Regions from separate parts of the Homo sapiens genome. Here regions 1 and 2 are each linked to region 3. Evidence: chromatin loops called from intact Hi-C (ENCODE). Cell type or tissue: dorsolateral prefrontal cortex. All regions are shown on one strand.

What was found. Peaks named below come from ENCODE experiments on the same cell type or tissue, not always from the same donor. Only the 100,000 strongest peaks of a DNase experiment are listed, where the experiment ranks them.
Region 1: it touches region 3 in a loop (6-fold over the local background); 10 of 110 quality-filtered maps call a loop at or near these places.
Region 2: it touches region 3 in a loop (10-fold over the local background); 99 of 110 quality-filtered maps call a loop at or near these places.

The regions. Positions count from the first base shown.
Region 1 is chr12:62,518,357-62,526,356 of GRCh38, forward strand. It overlaps MON2 (MON2 regulator of endosome-to-Golgi trafficking), which reads left to right. Exons shown (of 35, transcript NM_015026.3): 9 at 6,159-6,283; 10 at 6,728-6,864; 11 at 7,593-7,746. Among named protein-coding and RNA genes, the nearest start is that of MON2-AS1, 37 kb to the left of the region's middle. In dorsolateral prefrontal cortex, CTCF peaks have their summits at 4,796 and 6,577; DNase peaks (open chromatin) are centred at 875 and 1,555; H3K4me3 peaks cover 1,017 bases; H3K27ac peaks cover 4,968 bases.
Region 2 is chr12:62,434,843-62,442,842 of GRCh38, forward strand. No RefSeq gene overlaps it. Among named protein-coding and RNA genes, the nearest start is that of MON2, 28 kb to the right of the region's middle. RefSeq lists an enhancer at 267-1,076. In dorsolateral prefrontal cortex, CTCF peaks have their summits at 963, 1,163, 3,491 (motif pointing right) and 3,706; DNase peaks (open chromatin) are centred at 1,019, 1,496 and 3,489; H3K4me3 peaks cover 1,513 bases.
Region 3 is chr12:62,790,089-62,798,088 of GRCh38, forward strand. All of the region lies in intron 3 of PPM1H (protein phosphatase, Mg2+/Mn2+ dependent 1H), which reads right to left. Among named protein-coding and RNA genes, the nearest start is that of PPM1H, 140 kb to the right of the region's middle. In dorsolateral prefrontal cortex, CTCF peaks have their summits at 4,072 (motif pointing left) and 4,280; a DNase peak (open chromatin) is centred at 4,053; H3K4me3 peaks cover 1,176 bases; H3K27ac peaks cover 3,061 bases.

The sequences.
Region 1 (8,000 bases), 270 kb before region 3:
TTCATATTTGAGTTTTATAGCTGAGAAAATGAGGACCAGGATGCTTATATAGTTTGCCTGAGATGATGCAGTTTATAAGCTGCAACACTGGGGTGTTAACTAATTTTTTAGGCTCCATAACACACTTTTAACCCCACTACACTTTACTACTTCGCTGTTTTCTTAGTTCTCGCTCTCTTTTTTTTTCTTTCTCCAAGGCTGACAGTGCCAAGTTTCTTGTATTGCTTCTATAACATTCTCCATATTTTGACCTTTGTCCCTTTAATTGGTGGGGGTGTAGGGGGACAACGTGGGACAAATGACAGCACAGCCAGCAACAGAAAAAAATGGAAAGTTACTGCCTAAAGGAAGAGGAAGGCCTGTTTTCCTGCTTTACTTGTGAACTGTGGGTGATGATCAACTGGTAAAACATTGGTTCCTAATAAGGAACTCTAGGACTGAGTTGGCAAAGTTGAGATTTTCAGATATATATAAGAAAGTAATTCCTCAGTATTGTAATTGGCTACATTGGGACATCTTAGCTTAGAAAAAATTAGGCATTCTACAGTTTCTTCAAGGGCAAAAGTTAGATGCCTGGTAGTTGGGGGGCAAGCTATATATGGTTGATGTGTGATGCCTCTCTCTTATTTCTCTGTATTTTCTTTATTTAAACCTGGAAATGGTACATCTCCTAGAAGACATACTAGAGGAATAATTCTTATACTTTTTAGTCTCAAGACTGCTTTATACTCTTTTATTACTTTTTTTGCAACAGGAAGTGGTCATTTAATAAATAACCATGTGGAAGAGGGGGTGCTACCATTCAAAACACCCCGACGGGTCACAGAATGTTCCAGAGCAGAAAGGCACTGGGGACGCCCTGGCTGTCTGCCACCTCTAGCAGCACACCACCGTTCCAATCATTCAGCCCTTTGTGTCCCTACTAGTCCCTGAAATCGCCTCAGCTGAGTGATACTGGGGGTGGGTGGTGAGAGGGGAATGCTGGGAGGGAGTGACACTTGGGGATCCAAGACAGAGGTATCAGGACCCAAAATAAATAAATCATGTTGAATGCCCTATGAAAACAGTGACCCCTTTATATTCTTAAAAAATATTTAGGAGCTTTTGTGCATGTGAGTTATTTCTATCATTATTTACTTTATTAAGAATTAAAGCTGAAATGATACTAAACCTATTACATGTTAACATAAATTTTTATGAAAAATAATTATGTTTTAAAGAAAAAATTATTTTACGTTTTCCAAATGTAAATGTCTTGAATGTCTGGCTTAATAGGAGACAGCTGGATTCTCATATCTTTTGTCTTCATTCTGTTGTGATTTTTTTTGGGTTGACACATAACGATGAAAATCTGGCTTCATAAAGACATGTAGTTGAAAGGCAGAATTATATTAATGGCCTTTTTAGATAATAATGGTGGATATTCTTCTTTGATACTATACCAAACGGTACACTTTCTTTTTTTGTTTGTCTTCTTGAGACGGAGTCTCGCTCTGTCACCCTGGCTGGAGTGCCGTGGCGTGATCTCGGCTCACTGTAAACTCCGCCTCCTGGATTCATGCCATTCTCCTGCCTCAGCCTCTTGAGTAGCTGGGACTACTGGCGCCTGCCACCACGCCCGGCTAATTTTTTGTATTTTCAGTAGAGACGGGGTTTCACCCCGTTAGCCAGGATGGTCTCGATCTCCTGACCTCGTGATCTGCCCGCCTCTGCCTCCCAAAGTGTTGGAATTACTGCGTGAGCCACCACACCCTGCCGACACTTTCTTACAGGTCTAGGATCTGAAACGTTTTTATACTGTGTTACAGTAAAATTCATTTCATTGGTCTTACATTTCAAATGGATCTTTTAGTCATGCATGATTTTGTAACATCATGTATTTTAGTTGTGTAGATATTCCAAATGTTATCACTTCCTGCAAATATTACATTTGTTAATATCACCACCATATATCAGAAGAGTCTTAGGTTATAGGGTAGATACAAGTTTTTTTAAATTCTGATTTTTGTTTGAAAGCTCAAATTTTATTATTGGCAACAAACACTGTCAGTTGTTTACCCTAAAGTGACAGGCGTACTTTATTTTTGAGAAACTGTTTGTACAGTATATACAAATGTAAATAATCATGATTTACTGTTTGCTTTTTCAGTGAAAATGTTATTCCACAGGGTAAAAAGACTAGCTCAGTTCACAGCTATGCTTTTCTTCCAACAATGATGGTACTTTGATACACAGTAAAAACGCTTCATGTGTACTTCCTGTTTTGTCACAAGGAACATTAAAAAGGCATGTACTTGGCCAGGCGCAGTGGCTCACGCCTGTAATCCCAGCACTTTAGGAGACCGATCACCTGAGGTCAGGAGTTTGAGACCAACCTGGCCAACCTGGTGAAACCCCATCTCTACTAAAAAATACAAAAAATTAGCCGGGTGTGGTGGCAGGCACCAAAATATCCAAAGTATATAAGATATTATATGTATAATAATATATATATATAATTATATATTATATAATATGTAAAGATATTATTTTTTTTGAGACTCCATCTCAAAAAAAAAAAGACATGTACTTATGGGTCAGATTTAACAAAATCAATCTATTTTATTTTTATTTTAGTTTTGTTTATTATGGCTCTTTTTTAAAAAAAAAATTAATCTTTTTTTTTAAAGATGGAATTTCACTCTCATTGCCCAGGTTGGAGTGCAGTGGCGCGATCTCGGCTCACTGCAACCTCTGCCTCCCAGGTTCAAGCGATTCTCCTGCCTCAGCCTCCCAAGTAGCTGGGATTACAGGTGCCTGCCACTATGCCTGGCTAATTTTAAAAATATTTTTAGTAGACACGGGGTTTCACTGTGTTGGCAAGGCTAGTTTTGAATTCCTGACCTCAAGTGATCCACCCACCTCAGCCTCCCAAAGTGGAAGGATTACAGGCATAAGCCACCTTGCCCGGCCCGTTTATTATGGTTCTTAAGTAAAACCATTTTTGTTTTTTAAAATCATACGTGGCAGTGAAGAATCCAATGACACTAGTACAGTTTGGGGTTACTGCCTTGATTTCTGCTAAGGCACCAGCCATTTGGCCCACGTGCATTGAAAATGGCAAATAATATATTATTATGAAAATAAGTCTGAAATTGCAGACCACCTGAAATGGTCTCAGGGACTCCTAAGGGGCCCAGGGACCACACTTTGGGAATGACTACCCTAGAGAATTATGTGCTTCCCAGTATTCACCAGGTTATCTCACTCTATCAGGTAGTTCAAGGGTGAAGATAATTAATCTTTAAAGGTTCTGTTAATACATCTAGAGTGACTAGAGGAAATTAGAATTTCTCACTCATTAGGTATATTAGAATTTATCACTCATTAGAATTTAGAAATTAGAATTTCTCACTCATTAGGTATATTAATAGCTACTATACTATATTATTTTCCCTTTCTGTCATCCAAGGTAGGTGCTTTTCTGCTCTCTGAATCACTTAGGATGTGTACCCACATATTCCTTAAACAAGTACCCTTAAGGAATTTATGAAACTTAATTATAAGGGGCTAGTGGCTGGGTGTGGTGGCTCACGCCTATAATCCCAGCACTTTGGAAGGCCAAGGCGGGTGGATCACTTGAGGTCAGGAGTCCGAGACCATCCTGACCAACATGGCGAAACCCCATCTCTACTAAAAATACAAAAATTAACTGGGCATGGTGGCTTGTAATCCCACCTTCTCAGGAGGCTAAGGCACAAGAATCACTTGAACCCAGGAGGTGGAGGTTGCAGTGAGCCAAGACTGAGCCACTGTACTTCAGCCTGGGCAACAGAGTGAAACTGTCTCAAAAGAGAAAAAAAAAAGAGGCTAGCATATCTCTTTTCTGCCCTTGACTTACTGTTTTTAGAAAGGAATCAATGAGGCTAAATTGCCTTGTCCAAACTAATTTTCTACTTCTTCACAGACATTTCTCTAACAAAAGATCTCATCACTACCAAATCTATTAGCTCCAAGGTTGTTAACTCGGACAAGCTCCTGACAAATAGACTCCTACATGAATGTGCTACCAGATTTTCTTCATTGTCTGCCAAGTCAACTCTTACATACAGGATTCTTTAATAGATATCTATGTGATATTGAGATTAGAATGTCTACCTCAGTAACTTTGATTCATCTTAAGCCATCAGATGTCTCTTGACGTTTAGATAATAATCTACTACCAAAGTACTACAGGAGTTCAAAAACATTCATCACCCTTCATGTTGGTATAGTGGAGTTTATGACATATCTGGGTCACAAAAATTGGATTTATACCATAAGTGCTAATCTTAATACCTGTTTCCTTATAAGTGCAGCCACTTGGGGGAAAGTCTTAACAGATTCATAGTAGGTTTTCTCCATTGAGGCCCTTGTTCAGTGTTCAGTGCTCTCAACACTAGTTCTCTGCTCAAACTTTCACACTTGACAAGAAGAAACAAAAGGAGAACAAGGTTCTAGACTTCAGGAGAGAGCCTCTCTTTTTTACCCAAATCATAAGATTTTAGTGGTTCCAGTATAAATTGATAAATAATTGGTTTGTGTTATAGTCATTGTGTCATAGAGAAAAAATGATATGCTTTCAAGGCAAGTTTTATAATGTTATTCCTTCGGCTGTAATATACTTGATGTTTCTGAGATCCTTTGTATTCTTGCCTCAAAGCTTAGCTGATGAACCTTAAATTCATTCACACACACTTATATGCCACTTATGCCACTTGTAAAGCTGATATTGCACTTGTTGAAGGGCTTACTAATATTCAAACCCTCCAGTAGATAGAGCTGTTGTCCAATGAGTCACTAGCATGGGTCTTTCTTTCTCAGTTCTTCCTCTAAAGAGGTGTCATTTTGTTTAGAAAAAATAATGCCCTATTCATTTGCATGGCACTTTGTCATGTTTAGGGGATGTTTTTATTCTTACATTTTTCTCATTTGATTTCCCAGAAAGATGTAGATATTTTCATCCTTTATTTATAAGAAAGGCAACCATGCTTGTCCTTACGCACAAGGTTGCTGGATAAAGAAGTTGAGCCACCTGACTCCTGATCTAGTTCCTTTAAACTAAGCTTTATCATGTTTAGGACAATGACAAGCCTCTGCATATACTTACCCAGTCATTAGCAGTCTAAATGATAATGTTGTTTTTAGTTATTCCTCCTACTGTGTCATTATGATTATGTCCTTTTTTTAAGCATCCAGTTAAAGATACTGAAAGGCATTAGAAAATACTAGCAGCTAAGACTTTGCACTAAAAGCCTGAGGGCTACTATATTTCCCCAAATTTCTTGTCTCACATTATGGTTCACTCATTTTGAGATACCCCAGCTAAAACATCCAATAACTTGCTGTACCTAGTAGCAAGAATCAGTTTGGCCTAATAATCACCATGTCAGCTTAATTTTTACCTCCCAGAGGTCCTGCTGTATTGTCAATTAATAAGTAACAAAAACAATCCATTTACCTTTGGATGAACGGGTTAGCTTTTGTTTGTTCATTCAGTTATCAGACATGTAATGATTAATGCCTTGGGTGTGCCTTGAACATTATTTATTTATAAAGAGCTTGCTGAGAAATGGTCTATATTAGCAACAACAGTAATGATAATTAATACTTAATTAGCAGTACAGGCCCTGTTCTAATAGTTATATACTTTACATCTGTCAACTGCTATAGGTTCCTCCTTATTTTTCTACTATAAAATTTATACTAAGCACCCTTTGGCTTGCCTCTTTGTTTCTTTAGTAGCAAAAGAAAGTATGGAAAAAACTGCTCTGAAGAGTAGAACGTGCATCCTGTCAGCAGTTTATGTGGTACATGCTGTCTGGCAGTTTTTAGAAATGGAGATGGCATGATGGTATTATCTGCTTTCTAAAGAGCAAGGATAAAGGATTAACCGTATTAGCAGATTACTAATGTTTTCAGGTATATATTTAGAGAAACACTGTGATTATTTTTACTGTTAATGTTTCCATGTATAACTACATTTCCTTTCTCTGTTTCTCCACTCCCCATTAAGAGTTTGATTTCTAATCTAAAAGATTTTATTGGTTTGTCCATAGCACTAAGTTAAGAATAAGAACACAGTCTATAATTCTTCTCTTTGATTCAAAGAAATAGTATTAAAAATCATATATTTTTAGGTAACTGAATGTGAGATATTTCTGTCACTTCTGGTGAAATTTCTGGATGCAGATAAACCACAGTGGCTACGAGCTGTTGCGGTGGAATCAATACACAGATTCTGTGTGCAGCCTCAACTATTAAGGTAAAACCTCAGCAATAGTTTGTTAAATAGATAGGTTAATGTTTATTAACCTGTAAACTAACCTATAATAGGTTAATAAACTAGTCAGAAGACTTTTGGTATTTATTCCCAATATTAGTGATTTCTAAACAAAGAAAATAGGGTATTGTATCTATAAGGACGGGTAGGGCGTGTAGATGTGGAAAAGAACTGTGAGGTAAACACATGTGGTGAGTGATAGACATCAGTCTGAATTTACTGATTTAATATAGCCAAAATAATTTTTTTAGAACTGTGACCTCTATCTGAACCTTTGTCCTAAATTGGTAAAATTACTGAGTTGTAATGAAGAATGTTTTAGTATAGTTTGGTAACTCTTATAGTAATATCACTTGCTATAAAAAGGTTTACAGTTTTTAATATATTCAAATGTTTTTCCCAAAAACCTTTTAAATTATTTTACAGGTCATTTTGTCAGTCCTATGATATGAAACAGCATTCTACCAAGGTTTTTCGTGATATTGTAAATGCACTGGGATCTTTTATACAGTCCTTGTTTCTTGTCCCCCCTACTGGAAATCCTGCAACAAGCAACCAAGCTGGTAAAAACATATTCATAATTTTGTTTCTTATATTCTGCCGTAAGTTACAGTATTGACTGTTCTGAGAGGATATTATGAAATTCTGTGACTAGAGAAATTTGGGTTACCTAAACATGTTGGTAGTAAAGAATTGCACTGAAAGAATAATCTGATCTCAATGAAGCAGTTGTGTTTCTTTTTTCCAGAATAGATTTTCTTCTCTGACATACTTTCAGTTTCTCTGATCACATAAGAACAAAAGTTTAGATGCTAATCTTCATTTTAAAAGAACCTTTATTTGATGACTCCCTTTGAAGAGTCTAGATGGTTACCACCTTAGGAAGACTTAGTCCCTCTCTTAAAGGGGTTAACATGGTCATTGGAGTTTGGGAATCTGTATGGTTTGTTGTTTCCCTTTACCTTCTTTCTCTTCCACTTTGTACTGAGTGATGGTTTTGTATACTTTATTCCCACTTCTGATAAAAAGTGGTCTAATGAAAGGCTAAACATTTATCAGCATTTTTACTTCCCCTAGCAGCTTTTATTTTAAAAAGGGAAATGGTATTTTAGGGAAATAGGAACATTCTCTGATAGACAAAGTAGTACTGATAAATTTCATTTATTTCTGCAATACCCATTCTGATAGCACAGAAATTTTTTTTAAAGATTGGCCAGGTGTTTGACTATTACTGATTTGTAGTCAAGTAGTAAATTAGTGTCTTTTCTTTTTTTCCCTTCTTCTCTAACAGGAAACAATAATTTAGGTGGCTCAGTCTCAGCACCAGCTAACTCAGGAATGGTGGGGATTGGTGGAGGTGTTACTTTGCTACCAGCATTTGAATATAGGGGAACCTGGATACCTATTCTGACAATCACAGTTCAAGGCAGTGCTAAAGCCACCTAGTAAGTAGTAGCAGCATTATTTTATAAGGAATGATGTTGTTGGGGGTGATATTTAACCTAAAATTCTTCTCTATTGTATTTTAAATTTTAGACCCACTACTTCTAAGGTATTTTAGAGCTCATTTTCTTTCGTCATATTTTGAAAATTGTATCTAGGACTGGATTTTATTTGTTTTCTTTTGTGCTGTTTGTAGACTAACAGCATTATAAAACAAAATGTGATTTCTTTACATATGGACCTATTAGCTCTCCTA
Region 2 (8,000 bases), 360 kb before region 3:
TGTCCACAGCGCCTGCCCAGAATCCCAGAACAAGGAGGTGAGCTGCAGAGTGACAATACAGGAAGGGCAGCTTCGCAGCTGTGTCTGAGTGGGGAAGCAGGTTCGCCGTGTCCTGGAGAACTTGCTCAGCTCCACAGCCTCCTCCATCCTCCCCTGATGTCTCAGGACTGGACTGAGACCAGACGCCCCTCTGGGCAAGTTTACCCAAGAAAATGGGCTTACACATGGTGAAGCTTGGAACCTAGCAGTTCCTACTCTGCTGTTTTCCAGGAATTAGCATTCCCTTATTAAAACTGTCCTCTGGATCGTCCAGTTCAAGATGTCTGACTACAGACGTCAGACACCCCCCGCCTCCTAGAAAGAAGAAGCAAACCTGTGAATAGATCATCACACCTGGAATAGAACATCTAGGAGACAGTCCAACAGAGGAATACCTAAGGTTCAGGAAAAGAAAGTGAGCAGTCAGCTCTGCTGAAATGGGCTAGGAGCCCCGAGGGCCTCGGTATTGCGGCGAGAGGGTAAGTGAGAGGGCTCGACGTCTGCATCCCTAAGCGAACTGCTGCGATCCTAAGCGCGGGGAGCTCCCCCACCCAGAGGTACCCAGGCGGTGCTTGGGCGGTAGTTTGGAGACCCTGAGAGGGCAATGCACCAGACAGGAAACTCGCCCTGGGTCTCTCACCACACCCCACCTGAGCTGCGGCAGGTGCCATTGCAGGAGTGCAGCCACCACGGGACTGCACCCTGCCCTGGGAACCACAGCCCCCGTATCTCCACATCCCAGGATCTCCTGCTGACATTCCCCAGTGTCCACTGGACAGCTGCAATGGTACAGCGCTGGCTGGACCCAAAAGGTGCTGCAGGGGCTCCAGTACTCTAGCCCACAGGGAGTACGACTCCCTAAGGAAAGGACGAAAGGCTGCAGCTGCTGCAAAAGAAACCAGAGCAAGTTTTCCAGAGCCCGAAGCTTCCTTTCCTGGGGCTGTGAGAAGTCACTCTGCCCCCAGCGGCAGCACAAACTCTGCTCCGCTTTGTAAGAGAAGAGAGAAGTCCCCATCCAGAGGCCGAGCAGCATCTGCACCTTGTGCTAACGCTGTAGAGAGTGAGACCTCTTCCCCTCTGCACACCGCTGCAGGCACAGCCACTGCCGCTACCCCCAGAGGTAGGGCAGGCAGGTTGGAGGGCTGCCTGTCTGGGGCTGTGAGGGGTGACTACCCCATTGGAGTTGTGGCCTCCGTGCCCGGGCTTGCACATGAAGGGAGGGGTGGGGTCCCTCCCACACTCTGCACGGTGCTGTGGCACTGCTGTATCAGAGAGCAGGAGGGCCTGAGAGCTGCAGGTTTGGAGCTGTGGATGGCGACTCGGCACCGCAGCCACAGCCAACACCAGTGCACACCGATCAGGACCCAGAGGGTCTTCCTGCTACCGCCATTGCCCACACCACGCCCACTGTCTAGAAACCCAAGAGCGGGCTCGCCCGCCTAGCCTACCGTTGCCACTACCAGACTCTAAGCAAGCTACTGGAGGTCCAAGGGTCCACTGGCCTGGGTCTGGTCCAGCTAACATCAGCCAGCATTCGCCCAGGGCCCAGCTCAGGCATACTCAGCCCACTGCTGCCACCACTGGGGCCCAAAGACCGGCCCACTTGGCTTCCCTATCCTCAGCAAAACTTTGCATAGCCTCCACTAATAACCCAACCCTAAACCACTGAGGAAATCAAAAATACTACTGAAACTGTTAACAGCTGAAGAAATCATAGAGTCTACACTATCACAGGTATCCAGAAGCAAAGCCAAAGTGCCCCACCCAACCAACACCATTGATACTCCTCAGGAAAATGTCTTCCCTATAAAAGCAAATTCAAAAAACTGGAAGAAGTGATTATTACACTAGTTGAGAAGGTATCAACGTAAGAATAAGGGAAGCTTGAAAAAGCAAGGAAATGACACCTCCAAAGGAACACAATAAATAATTCCTCAGCAACAGACCCCAATCAAAAAGAAATTCATGAAATCCTGGAAAAAGAATTCAATACTATTATTATTATTTATTATTTGAGACTGAGTCTTGCTCTGTCACCCAGGCTGGGGTGCAGTGGCATGATCTCAGCTCACTGCAACCTCCACCTCCTGGATTCAAGGGATTCTCCTACCTCAGCCTCCTGAGTAGCTGGGATTACAAGCGTGCACCACCACACCCAGCTAATTTTTGTATCTTTGTAGAAATGAGGTTTCACCATGTTGGCCGGGCTGGTCTCGAACTCCTGACCTCAAGTGATCCGCCTGCCTCCGCCTCCCAAAGTGCTGAGATTACAGGTGTGAGCCACTGTACCCGGCCAAGAATTCAAAATTATGATACTAAAAAAGCTCAGTAAGTTACAAGAGAATTTCAAAAAAACAATACAAAGAAATCAGAAAAACAATTCAGGATATAAATGAGAAATTAACCAAAGAGATAGATATACAAAAAGAACCAAACAGAAATTCTGATACTGAAGAAGTCCTCAAATAAAATACAAAATATAGTTGAAAGCTTCAACAATAGACTAGACCAAGCAGCAGAGAGAATGTCAGACTTGAAGACAGGTCTTTTGAAATAACCCACTCTAACAATGTTCCAGAAGGCAAGTGACTTATGTGGAAAGATTGGTACAATTCTTCCGCAACTATTTTTCTCCCCTCTCTGTGCTCTCCCCTATCTCTGCTCTCCCCTCTTTGCATTTTTTGGAGAGGCAGCATGTGTCTGGTTAAAAGTGTGAATTGTGGAGCCAAACTCCCTAGGATTAAATCTCAGCCCCATCACTTATACTAGCAATTAAACATTGGGGAATTTCACTTAATCTTCCTGCTTTAGTCTCCGAATTTGTAAAATAAATATAATAATGTTCACTTTATAGGTTTATTATGAGGACTAAGAATATTTGTAAAGTGCTTAGGACAATGCCTGTTTATGCCTACTTAACTGAGTTCCTATTTCCTATGCCTGGCACATACTAAGGATGATATTAGTATTTCTTAAATAAATATCTCTCCCAAATAGAGGGGAGAAACAGTCCATGAAAGAATAGGTTCTCTTTCTTATCCTCGTCTCTCAATCTTTCTCTCCAGCTTTCTCTCCAACTTTGCCTCTGCTTCTTATTTGCTCAACATTTACTGAGCACCTTCTGTGTACTGGATACTATTTTAAACTGTTGATTACATTTGAATTATAAACACACTGCCCTTATCTTCTTACCATATAATGAAACAAATCAGCACTTGGGCAGGCTATGACAAGGCAACAAGATGGAGGAAGAGGAGGGAAAAGCAGAATGCAAGCTGTTCCCTCTCTCTCTCTTTTGAAGAAAATAAACTAAGAACTTTACCCGTCAAAGTAAGGGAAGAGCTGGCTATCTTTTATTAGAAAAGTTGAGAGGTTTCAAAGTGTTGTTCCTACAGTTAACTTAAAATCGTCTGGTTTTAGTTAATTCTAGCCAGCAGGGGGCAGGAGTGTCCAGCTGTGTGAACCCAGTTATTCTGATCTTTCCAAGACTTCACTAAAGAAAAAGTGCTTCCAACTTGATGTACGGGAGCTTCAAATTCTTAAGCTATACAATTGGTGCACAGAAAAATGATTATTGGTATTAACGTGTTAAAATTGGTAAATAGGAATACATTTCTACTGATTTTGATGGTCGATTTGACTGTCGTTTTCCCACAAACATTTGGTCTCTCTTCAAATCTCCAGGTAACAAAAATTTCTGCCTTTACATTCCTCAGATAATCTCAACTGAGGACAGGGATGTAGGGAAAACACAGATTCTCAAGACATCAGGCCTCCCCAACTGGGCAACCTTGGCTTGTTATTTAACCTCCCTGAGTTTTTGCTTAAAAAGTCTGTAAAGACTAGGCTGAAGTCCCACTTTGGACCATCCAGGGAACCGCATCCTTTAGGGAATGGGGCTATTATGAGGATGTGTCCAGGTTGACACTGAAGGGCTAAGTCACAGGTATCACCTTGCTCTCTGATCTTTTGGGTTTCTGCACTCACAGCTGCTACAATAGGGGCCCATGCAGTCCTAGAAGTCAAACCCAGCTCAGAATTTTGTTTAAAAGTTTTGCTTCTGGTATGTTTCCAGGAAATTTACATTGTATTTCTTTGTTTAATAATGGTTTTATAAAAGATACAATTTTCACTTTCTACACAACATATACCTTATCATCTAACATTTGCAGTGCTTTTTACAGTTCTTATTTGTGCTTTTTAAACTTTTCTTAAGGCAAACAGGCCTGTTTGCTTTAAGAGTACAGAGAAGAGCATTCTTCAATTTTCTGTTTTTATTTTTTAGTTTCTTCTTAAACCTGAGTATTTTTTTTAATGTTGAAAACAGTACAGGTTCAATATAAAGCATTTGAATGATCACGGTTAAAAGCAAAAATTGTCTAATATCCCACCAACCAGTGATAACCAGCATTAATATTTTGCTGTTTATCTTTCTGATCTGCTGTCTCTGTCTCTTTTTTAAATTTAACTTTTATTTTAAGTTCAGAGGTACATGTGTAGGTTTGTTATATAGGTAAACTTGTGTCATGGGAGTTTGTTGTACAGATTATTTCATCACCCAGGTATTAAGCCTTGTACTCATTATTTTTCCTGATCCTCTCCCTCCTCCCACACTTTGCCCTCAAATAAGTCCCAGTGTGTGTTCTTTCTCTCTATGTATCCATGTGTCTCATAATGAGAACATGTAGTATTTGGTTTCTGTTCTTGTGTTAGTTTGCTAAGGATAATGGCCTCCGGCTCCATCCATGATCCTGCACAGGACATAATCTCATGGGGTTTTTTTATGGCTGCATAATATTCCATGGTGTGTCTGTACCACATTTTCTTTATCCAGTCTACCACTGATGGGCATTTAGGTTGATGCCATGTCTTTGCTATTGTGAATAGTGCTGCAGTGAACATACATGTGCATGTATTTTTATAATAGAATGATTTATATACCTTGGGGTATATACCCAGTAATGGGATTGCTGAGTCAAATGGTAGTCCTGTTTTTAGGTCTTTGAGGAATCACTACAATGTCTTCCACAATGGCTGAACTAATTTACACTCCCCTTTCTCCCACAGTCTCAACAGCATCTGTTATTTTTTTACTTTTTTTTTTTTTTTTTTGAGATGGAGTCTTGCTCTGTCGCCCAGGCTGGAGTGCAGTGGTGCGATCTCGGCTCACTGCAACCTCCGCCTCCTGGGTTCAAGCGATTCTCCTGCCTCAGCCTCCTGAGTAGCTGGGATTACAGGTGCATGCCACCACATCTGGCTAATTTTTGTATTTTTAGTAGAGACGGGGGTTTCACCATGTTGGTCGGGCTGGTCTCGAACTCCTGACCTTGTGATCTGCCTGCCTTGGCCTCCCAAAGTGTTAGGAGTTGGGATTACAGGCGTGAGCCACTGTGCCAGGCCCTTTTTTTTTTTTTTTTTTTTTTTGAGACAGGGTCTCTCTCTGTTGCCCAAGCTGGAGTGCAGTGGCACGAACTCGGTTCACTGCAGCCTCAACCTCCTGGGTTCAAGCAATTCTCCCACATCAGCCTCCCGAGTAGCTGGGATTACAGGGTGTGCCACCACACCCGGCTAATTATTTTTTTGACTTTTTAATAGTAGCCATTCTGACTGGTGCGAGATGGTGTCTCATTGTAGTTTTGATTTGCATTTATCTAATTATCAGTGATGGTGACCTTTCTTTCATATGATTGTTGACTGCATGTATGTCTTCTTGCGAAAAGTGTCTGTTCATGTCCTTTGCCCACTTTTTAATGGGGTTGTTTGGTTTTTTCTTGTAAATTTGTTTAAGTTCCTTATAGATGCTGGCTATTAGGCCTTTGTCACGCACATAATTTGCAAAAAAATTTTTTTCAATTCCGCAGGTTGCCTGTTCACTATGTTGATAGTTTATTTTGCTGTGCAGAAGCTCTTTCATTTAATTAGATCTCATTTGACAATTTTTGCTGTTGTTATAATTGCTTTTGGCATCTTCATCATGAAATCTTTGCCTGTTCCTATGACCAGAATAGTATTGCCTAGGTTGTCTTCCATGGTTTTTATAGTTTGGGGTTTTACATTTCAGTTTTGATTCATCTTGAGTTAATTTTTGTATATGGTATAAAAAAAGGGTCTAGTTTCATTCTTCTGCATGTGGTTAGCCAGCTATTCCAGCACAACTTATTGAAGAGGGTGTCCTTTCTCCATTGCTTATTTTTGTCAACTTTGTTGAAAATCAGATGACTGTAGGTTTGCAGCTTTATTTCTAGTTCTCTATTCTGTTCCACTGGTCTATGTGTCTGTTTTTGTATCAATACCATGCTGTTTTGATTACTGTAGCCTTATAGTATAGTTTGACATTGGGTAATGTGATGCCTCTGGCTTTGTTGTTTTTGCTTAGGATTGCTTTGGCTATCCAGGCTCTTTTTAATTTCCACATGAAATTTAGGATAGTATTTTTAGTTGTGTGAAAAAAATGACATTGATAGTTTGATAGGAATAACTTGAATCCGTAGATTGCTTTGGGCAGTATGGCCGTTTTAATGATGTTCATTCTTCCAATTAATGAGCATGGAATGTTTTTCCATTTGTTTGTGTCATCTATTATTTCTTTTAGCAGTGTTTTGTAAGTCTCCTTATAGAGATCTTTCACCACCTTCGTTAGATGTGTTCCTAGGTATTTTATTGTTTGTTTTTGTGGTTATTGTAAATGGGATTGCATTCTTGGTTTGGCTCTCAGCTGGAATGTTATTGGGGTATAGAAATTCTACCTACTTTTGTACATTGATTTGGTATCCTTAAACTTTATTGAAGTTGCTTATCAGTTTCAAGAGCCTTTTAGCAGGGTCTCCAGGGTTTTCTGGGTATAGAATCATATTATTCATGAAGAGATATAGTTTGACTTGTTCTTTTCTTGTTTGGATGCCTTTTATTTCTTTTTCTTGCCTGATTGTTCTGGCTAGCACTTCCAGTACTATGTTGCATGGGAGTAGTAAGAGCGACCATTCTTGTCTTGTTCCAGTTCTCAAAAGGGAATGCTTTCAGTTTTTGCCTATTCAGTATGATGTTGGCTGTAGGTTTGTCATAGATAGCTCTTTATTATTTCAAAGTATGTTCCTTTGATGCCTAGTTTCTTGAGAGTTTTTATCAGATAGAAGTTATAGCTTTTATAGAAAGCATTTTCCGCATCTATTAAGATGATCATAAGGTTTTTGTTTTTAATTCTGTTATGTGATGAATCATATGTATTAATTTGTGTATGTTGAACCAACCATGCATTCCATGAATGAAACCTACTTGATCTAACTTTTTGATGTACTGATGAATTCAATTTGCTAGTATTTTGTTGAGGATTTTTCTGTCTGTGTTCATCAGCAATATTGGTCTGTAGTTTTCTTCATTTGTTTTATCCTTGTCTAGCTTTAGTATCAGTGTGATGCTGGCTTCATAGAATGAGTTAGGGAGGAGAACCTCCTCCTCAATTTTTTGGATTGGTTTCAGTAGAATTAGTACCAGCTCTCTTTTGTATATCTGGTAAAATTCAGCTGTAAATCTATCTGGTCCAGGGCTTTTGTTAATTGGTTGATTTTTAAATTACTACTTCAATTTCAGAACTCAGTATTGCCCTGTTTAGGTTTTCAATTTCTCCTTGGTTCAATCTTGAGAGATTGTGTGTTTCCAAGGATTTATTCATTTCTTCTGTATTTTCTAGTTTGTATGCATAGAGGTGTTCATAATAGTCTCAGAGGATCATTTGTGTTTCTGTGGAATTGGTTGTAATGTCATCTTTGTTGTTTCTGATTGTGTTTATTTGGATCTTCTCTTTTTTTTTCTTTTGATAATCTAGATAGTGGTCTATCAGTCCTGTTTATCCTTTCAAAGAACCAGCTTTTGGTTTTGTTGATGTTTTGTATGAATTTTGGGGTCTCAATTTCATTCAGTTCAGCTTCGATTGTAGTTATTTCTTTTCTTCTGCTAGCTTATGG
Region 3 (8,000 bases):
GAGAATCCCACAGAGTTAGAGCTCAGCTGCTTCAACCAGACTCCTCATGGAAAAGGGGGAGAGAAGTCAAGACCCCAGCATTTACCAGCAACTGCTTTGCTCTAGGGGCCAGAGATGGTAACATAAAAAGGGTAAATCACCAATGGGAAACTGGAAACAGAAGAGCTTGAGCTTAGGGATATCATATTGGTTAAAGAGCAAATGGAAGCCAGGCACGGTGGCTAACGCCTGTAATTCCAATACTTTGGGAGGCAGAGACAGGAGGTCACTTGAGGCTAGGAGTTCAAGACCAGCCTGGGCAACATAGTGATACCCCCATCTCTATAAAAAATAATTAGCTGGGTGTGGTGGCACATGCCTGTAGTCTTAGCTACTTGGGAGGCTGAGGACAGAGGATCTCTTGAGCCCAGGAGTTCGAGGCTGCAGTAAGCCATGATCATGCCACTGTGCTTTAGCCGGGGTGACAGAGCGAGACCCTGTCTCAAAAACAAAAACAAAATAACAACAAAAACCAGTAAATAGAGAAAAAACACAAAGCCAGGACTTGGGAGAGACCAACACACTGGGAGAGAGCTGGGTAAGAGATTGCGGGAGGGGAACTGGAGAGCCACGGGGAGGAGGTAGGAATATGTGTTGGGGGATGTAGTGGTTTATAAACAAGTGAGGAAACACTTCAATATGGGAGTGAACAGCAGCAGCAAAAGCTGCAGAAGCATCAAGCATGGGGCAAACTTCAAAGGACTATGTGGGATTTTTAACATTTACTTCAACTGTGTATAAATTAGCTTTCTTAAAGGACTGTCGTAAGGCTAAATTAGCTGGCATGTGTGAGGGGCTTAGTAGGATATCTGGACCCTTCCCGCAGCCCAGAAGCTTCAACATTGAGAGCGGTGGCCTTTCTTGCTCATCTTAGACCCTCAACACCTAGGTTAGGCCAGGTAAATGGTAGTTTAATAAATATCTGTTCAATGGACAAATGAAGAAATAAATTTTAAATTTTTTTTATCTGCCTCTCCCCTTACCTCTGCCTTAATATGAAAAATGGATTCCACAATTCACAAATGAAAAGCTTACAATGCCAACGCTCGCTGAGATAATAATTAAGCAGAAACCCATGCTTCAATTAAAATGCTTGACTGCCAAGAATGGTTATCAGAACCTACACAAGACTGGTAGAAGGCTGGAGGATGAGGAGGAGGGGCACGGGTGTCAGGTGGGAAGAATTATCTCAAGCAAATAGAAGAGAGGAGAAGGAAAACATCAAGATGCCTGTTTAACCTCCAAGAAAACCCATAAAAACAGAACCCCAAACCCTACTAAGGGGTTTGTGGATGGAATTGCTACTTTTTTTGCATTTAAAGAACGCATATAAAGTTGATACTATGATAGATACATATTTTACTGAATTATATAAGTTGATAAAGAGTCTGCATCCAATACATCAAAAGGAACTGCTCAGCTACAGAGACTATTTTTTCACTGTCAGAATCAATATTTGCTTGAATACCTAAAAGGCTGAAAGACAATATTTATTAAAAATTATTTGAAAACGCCGGGCGTGGTGGCTCATGCCTGTAATCCCAGCCCTTTGGGAGGCTCAGGCAGGTGGATCACCTGAGGTCAGGATTTTGAGACCAGCCTGATCAACATGATGAAACCCTGTCTCTACTAAAAATACAAAAAAAGTTAGCTGGGTATGGTGGTGTGCACCTATAGTCCAAGCTACTTGGGAGGCTGAGATAGGAGAATTGCTTGAACCCGGGAGCCGGAGGTTGCAGTGAGCCAAGATCGCACCACACCACTGCACTCTAGCCTGGGCAACAGAGCGAGACTTCATCTCAAAAAATTATCTGAACACCTACTGCTTGTATACTGTCTATAGACTAGAATGTGAATGATGTTTGTTTGATAGACTTGATCAAACCACTAGTATGATCCAAAAGGTAGAAACGTTATGGTGCAAAAAGTCCACGTAACAGGGCCGTCCACGGCAACAAATTCCTTTGGGACTCAGTTAAGCAAGTTCGGGCTACACCACAGGTAGGTACATTATTTATCATGGTTTCTATCACAAGAAATTCTGCTTAGAAAATTATGTAATGCTTAGGGGAAAAAATCAAGGTAAAGAGCTCAGCACTAAAACTTTTCTGCTTTAACTTTGGGGGAAACATTCCAGTTAGCTTACCCATTTAACCCCTTGGTATTATATTAATAGTGTGACTCAATATTTTTTTTCTAACTGATTTCATTATTTCTTTCACCTTTTTCTACGTTCAGCTACATTCCCTCTGTAGCTCCCCCTGAATAAGGAATGCTAAATTTGGCAGCACTTTCTCATAAAGAGTGAACTTAAGTACTTTTTAATCCAAGAAACTTTGCTAACATGTGCATGCGTTTGCCACTTCCCTCCCCCACATTTGTGTGGGAACATAAGTGTGCATACATGCACATGTGCACACACACACTTTAATTACAAGTGTCCTCTCTGGGATCATGGTGGGAAGGATTTGAAAGACGTGTTTCCATAGACTTCATCCCCCTGAAGGATTCACTGTCGTTAAAACACACTCTTCTATTTCTTCTAAAACCGTGTGCAACTAGAACATATTCTAAAAATAATTGCTTCCCTCCCCCTCCTCCCTAGAAGCCAAAATAGCACATTTATTTTTTCCCTACATACACCACCTACTCCTCTTTAAAAGATGTTTCACAAAATCTTAGTACTGAAAGGAACATTAAAGGACCATCTGGGTGGTTCTTTTACTATCAGAGCAAACATGATATATTAAGTCAATAAAGATACATTTACCATTGCATTATCTACCTTTTTTCTTCAAATCCTCACCTTTCAGATTAGATTAAGTTTTTAATATTCTACATAATAAATAAAAACATGGAAGTATTTTCTTAAAAACCTCAAGTTTTTGGTATTTTTACAAAAATCAATGAAACCACGGGAAAAACTGCTTACTGCTTTGTGCTAAGCAAGGACTGATTTAGAATATCTCCCTATTTTTGCTGTCAATGAACCCCGAGCCCTGTGTCTAGAATAAACTGATTAGCAAAACACATGCATATACTATCATTCAAGTATGGTCTAAAAGGATCGATTAAATGACTCTTAAGATTCAATTAACAAGATAATTGATTTATCTGCTTAATCAATAGTCCTGAAGACCTTGCAGGGCAACTTTCTAGGTAGCAGGACTGAGTTATCTTCTGTTGTGTCTGCTTAAACACAACATTTAAGCGAGGTTAATCTTTAAATCAAACAATGGATCCAGTTTTTAAGATGTGGGATTTTATTTTGCTCCTTGTTGCAAGGAGAAACGGGAGCCGAGAAAGCAAACAGAGGGCCGGGCGCGGTGGCTCACGCCTGTAATCTCAGCACTTTGGGAGGCCGAGGCAGGCAGATCACCTGAGGTCGGGCAGTGGAGACCAGCTTGACCAACACGTAGAAACCCCGTCTCTACTAAAAATACAAAATTAGCCGGGTGTGATGGCGCATGCTTGTAACCCCAGCTACTCGGGAGGTTGAGGCAGGAGAATTGCTTGAACCCGGGAGGTGGAGGTTGCGGTGAGCCCAGATCGCGCCAAGCCAAGATCGCGTCATTGCACTCCAGCCTGGGCAACAAGAGAGAAACTCCGTTTCAAAAAAAAAAAAAAAAAAAAAAGGCAAACAGAGATGTGTGTGCAATGAGACTAATTCAGCAGGAAAGAAGTGCAAGAGAAAAATATTGCCCGGGATGGTAATAATTTGGTTTGAAAGTCTCATAGATGATGCAACTCCAAGGTCATTCTTTGTTTCCTACCAATTTCAGGTTGCAAAAGGAAAGCAATATCTGGTAGCAGAAAGGAGCAAGTGTTGGGTAGTTTCAATAGGACCTGGCAGCTCCCCCTAGCTGAGTTAAAACACGGCTCTGAGCACATTGCTAATAGTGTCAGTCACAAATAATCAGATTCTGCATGGTTTTAGTATCCAAATCTGATCCCAGTTTATTCTGAGAACAAGGCCATCTGCCAGCCAGGCAATGGGGAAGAAAAGCCAGCACTCTACTGCCTACTATTGCCACCTGCCGGCTGCTGGTGGAATCACATGCTCATTCCTTCCTAGAGAAACTTCCCGTTCTAACAAAAACAAAGAGAACAAAACCAACTTAAATTTAAGACAGCTATGTGGGTTCCCAATTTACCATTAACATGCTAATTTTGGAAAACACTAATTTATTTATTATAATTAATCTATAAACACTAATTTATAGATTTCTAAACTATAAACTTTGCCCCCTTTTTGTCACAATGTCACCATGTATTTATAAGGTTTTTATCAACAAAGTCTAGCTGCTTGGTATTTCCAATCATTTACCCAGTGATGGAATTACATATAGTAGTTCCATAAGTTAAAATATTGCCATTTTCTTCCCTTCCTAAGAACCGACTCTGGTGGGGAATCTAGACCCACTCTTAAAAGGAAATAGAACTCTGAGATCCTCCCGGCTATGTCCAGAGCTCAAATCCCATAGTTAACAGGTTAAAACGGTAATCACTGCTAACTTGGTTCTGATCCCTAGGAGGGCAAAGGCTTCCTGTAACTAACCCTGCAGTGGAATCGACTTCCTCCATGAGTCTGAAATGTTGATTATTCAACCATGTTTTTGGGAGGGTGGAGAAGTAGGGAGGAGGTTTGAAATCAGGACTTAGAAGACACTTGTCTTATTTATACCTATTGTCCTGGGCCAAGCGACAATATAAATATAATAGGTGACAAAACAGAGCTAAGCCAGGCCTTGCTGGGAAGCAGAATTGAAGTCAGTCGGAAAATTCCTGAGATTTTGGTCCTTTAGGAAGCCATGGCTCACTTTTCATAGTGGACACAGGAGGGATTCGCTACATAGCCTTCACACTATGAAGGAAGATCTGAGATACAATCAGGGGGTTGTAGGGGCACACCTACCTCTGACAGTGTACACAGTAAGTATTAAAAACCAGTGGTCATAGGTCACCTTCACCACAAGCCCCAAGCTGTGCCAGGCAACCCGAGGACCAAAGATGAAAAGCACTGCTCTCAAAGAAGCTTATAGTATTTGATGAAACTGTTACCATCTCCCCTCATTGGAAGCATTTTTTTCTCTTCTGTTCGTCTGTATTTTGTGACTAGTACCTACTTTTTCCCCAGAAATAGGTACTATTTATTTTGACTTGAGTGTTTCTGAACATTTTTAACAGTGTATCCCTTTTGGAAAGGTGTCAACATTTCACTACCTCCTTTTGTTATTTAGAATATCAAAATAAATAAGATATTGCATATTTCTATATTCATATAATGTGGGACTACAAATGCCCCCAGATAAAATATATATATATATATATTTTTGAGACAGAGAGTCTTGCTCTGTCACTCAGGTTGGAGTGCAGTGGTGCGATCTCTGCTCACTGTAAGCTCCGCCTCCCGGGTTCACACCATTCTCCTGCCTCAGGCTCCCGAGTAGCTGGGACTACCGCCCACCACCACGCCCAGCTAATTTTTTTGTATTTTTAGTAGAGACGGGGTTTCACCGTGGTCTCAATCTCCTGACCTCGTGATCCACCTGCCTGGGCCTCCCAAAGTGCTGGGATTACAGGCGTGAGCCACCACGCCCAGCCTTGTTTTGTTTTTGAGACAGAGTCTCGCTCCGTTGCCCAGGCTAGGGTGCAGTGGTGTGATCTCGGCTCACTGCGACCTCTGCCTCCGGAATTCAAATGATTCTCATGCCTCAGCCTCCCAAGTAGCTGGGATTGCAGGCATGTACCACCACGCCTGGCTAAATTTTTAATAATTTTAGTAGAGACAGGGTTTCGCCATGTTGGTTAGGCTGGTCTCGAACTCCTGGCCTCAAGTGATCTGCCCACCTGGGCCTCCCAAAGTGCTGGGATTATAGGTGTGGACCAAAGTGCCTGACCATAAGATCTTATGTTTTACTTCCTCAGTGGTGTCTAAAAGAATACTGATTTTAAGATGTAAGCTCAATAAATACTAGTGACTGAGAAGAGCAGTTCTTAGTGAAAACAACACAAACTGTTTTTCCTCTGTTCTCATCCCACAACAACCAATACAGAAGACTTCTGTGACCAAATGTGTGAGAGTTTTCCCCCACATAACCAGCAAGCAATCAGTTCTGCAGAAGACACCAGCTGGGCGTCCTCCAGTTCAATTCCACACAATTATGTACTTGGAGATAGCATCAGATTTCACAGGTTGAGGGCTCAGTCCCCCAACTGACTCCCACTTCTGATGCCAGTCGCAAGCCCCAGGTTGGTTTACCTGTGCTTCTGACTGACCAGCTATAAATCTGGGTTCCCAAGACCCCCCTCTCCTAAGGTTCGATTAATTTGCTAGAGTGGCTCACAGAAATCAGGAAAAATTTACTTACATTTGCTAGTTCATTATAAAGGATATTACAAAGGATATGGATGAAGAGATGCATACGGTGTGGAGCTTCCATGCCCTCACTTGGCACGTGACCCTCCAGGGACCTCCACATGTTCAGCTACCCAGAAGCTCACTGAGCCCTATTCTCTTGGGCCTTTATGGAGACCTCATTACATAGGCACGAGTGTTTAAATCATCAGCTGTTGGTGATCAACTCACCCTTCAGCCCTTCTCCCCTCTCATGAGGTTGAGGATGCGTGCACCCGTGTGCGCGCACACACACACACAAATTATTGGGGCAAATCTAAATTAGGCTATTCTTTCATTTTATTCACATTAATACACCTGACATCTACATTATCAACGGCAGTTTACTGTGTGATTCTACTTAGTTGCACAGCCCTCTAATCCTGCCTTGGTCTTTTTGATGAACAGACCCCATCCAGAAGCTACCCAGGGGCTGCCAGCCACCAGTCATCTCATTAGGATACAAAAAGATACTTATCACTTTGAAGATTTCAAGGATTTTAGGAGTTGTATGTCAGGACATGGAGTTGAAGACAGAATATCATAATATCACAGCATTCCATTGAGGGACAAGACAAACAGATGGAGACAGACAAGCAGGTAGACAGAAACAAAGAGAGTCCAAAGAATTCTGATTCCACATTGTTGAGCTCTTATAAATAAAGCAAAAACTCCCAGTGAAGGAGAAGCTCTGCTTTTAAGGATATTGTGACACTCAGAATCTCCAGAGGGACAGCTGCATAAATGTCATCAGTGAGGCAAATTAGAGGCTTAGGTGCAAGGCTTGGGGAACTTTACTTTTAGGGATTAAAAGTGGAAGAGAAGGCAAGAGAGCCACAAAGCTGAAATGCCTATATGACAACTCTTACTTAATATTGAATTTCCTATTATAGAAAATCAATGGCACAAAACCCGCAATACCTAAAGGACATCTAGAAACAGGAAAATTAGAGAGTGGGTGGCTACTGCGGTGAAAAAAAAAGTTTAGGAATGATCTGGAAAATTCAAAGCTGTCCTGCTATAGACAGCTGTGTGAACTGTCCTCGGGTTGCCTGGCACACCGTGGCGCTTGTGGGCATTTCAAAAAACCAAAGGTTTACACGGTAAGACAATGACTCTCAAAAACCTAATATTGAGAGGGGGAGGAAAGAAAAAGGAGTTGGCAATGGCCTTCCAGCTATTATTTTGAAGCTGGTATAATTTCTGTGCTGTGGATTCTGAAGCTCACCTTAAGCAATTTGATAAGGTTAAGACAGGCATTGTTTCTATGAAACAGGAGTGTAGTTTCTCTGAAATCTCTGATGACGCAAAGAAAAACAAGAGCATCTGTGATTAAACAGAAGACTTATCATTCCAAAGAAGGTCACATCTGAGAGTGAAATGGGAGAGTATTAACAATTAAGACAGCAGGCACCCACTGACCCAGTCCCCAGCAAAGCACAAGGTATGGCCACCCTTCCAGGTGCCATGAGAACCAAAGAATGGTGAGCTTCTCACTTAATAAGGCCAACCAGAAAGGTGCTGTAAACCAAAAGGTATCTGAGACAGGTCTCAATCCATTCAG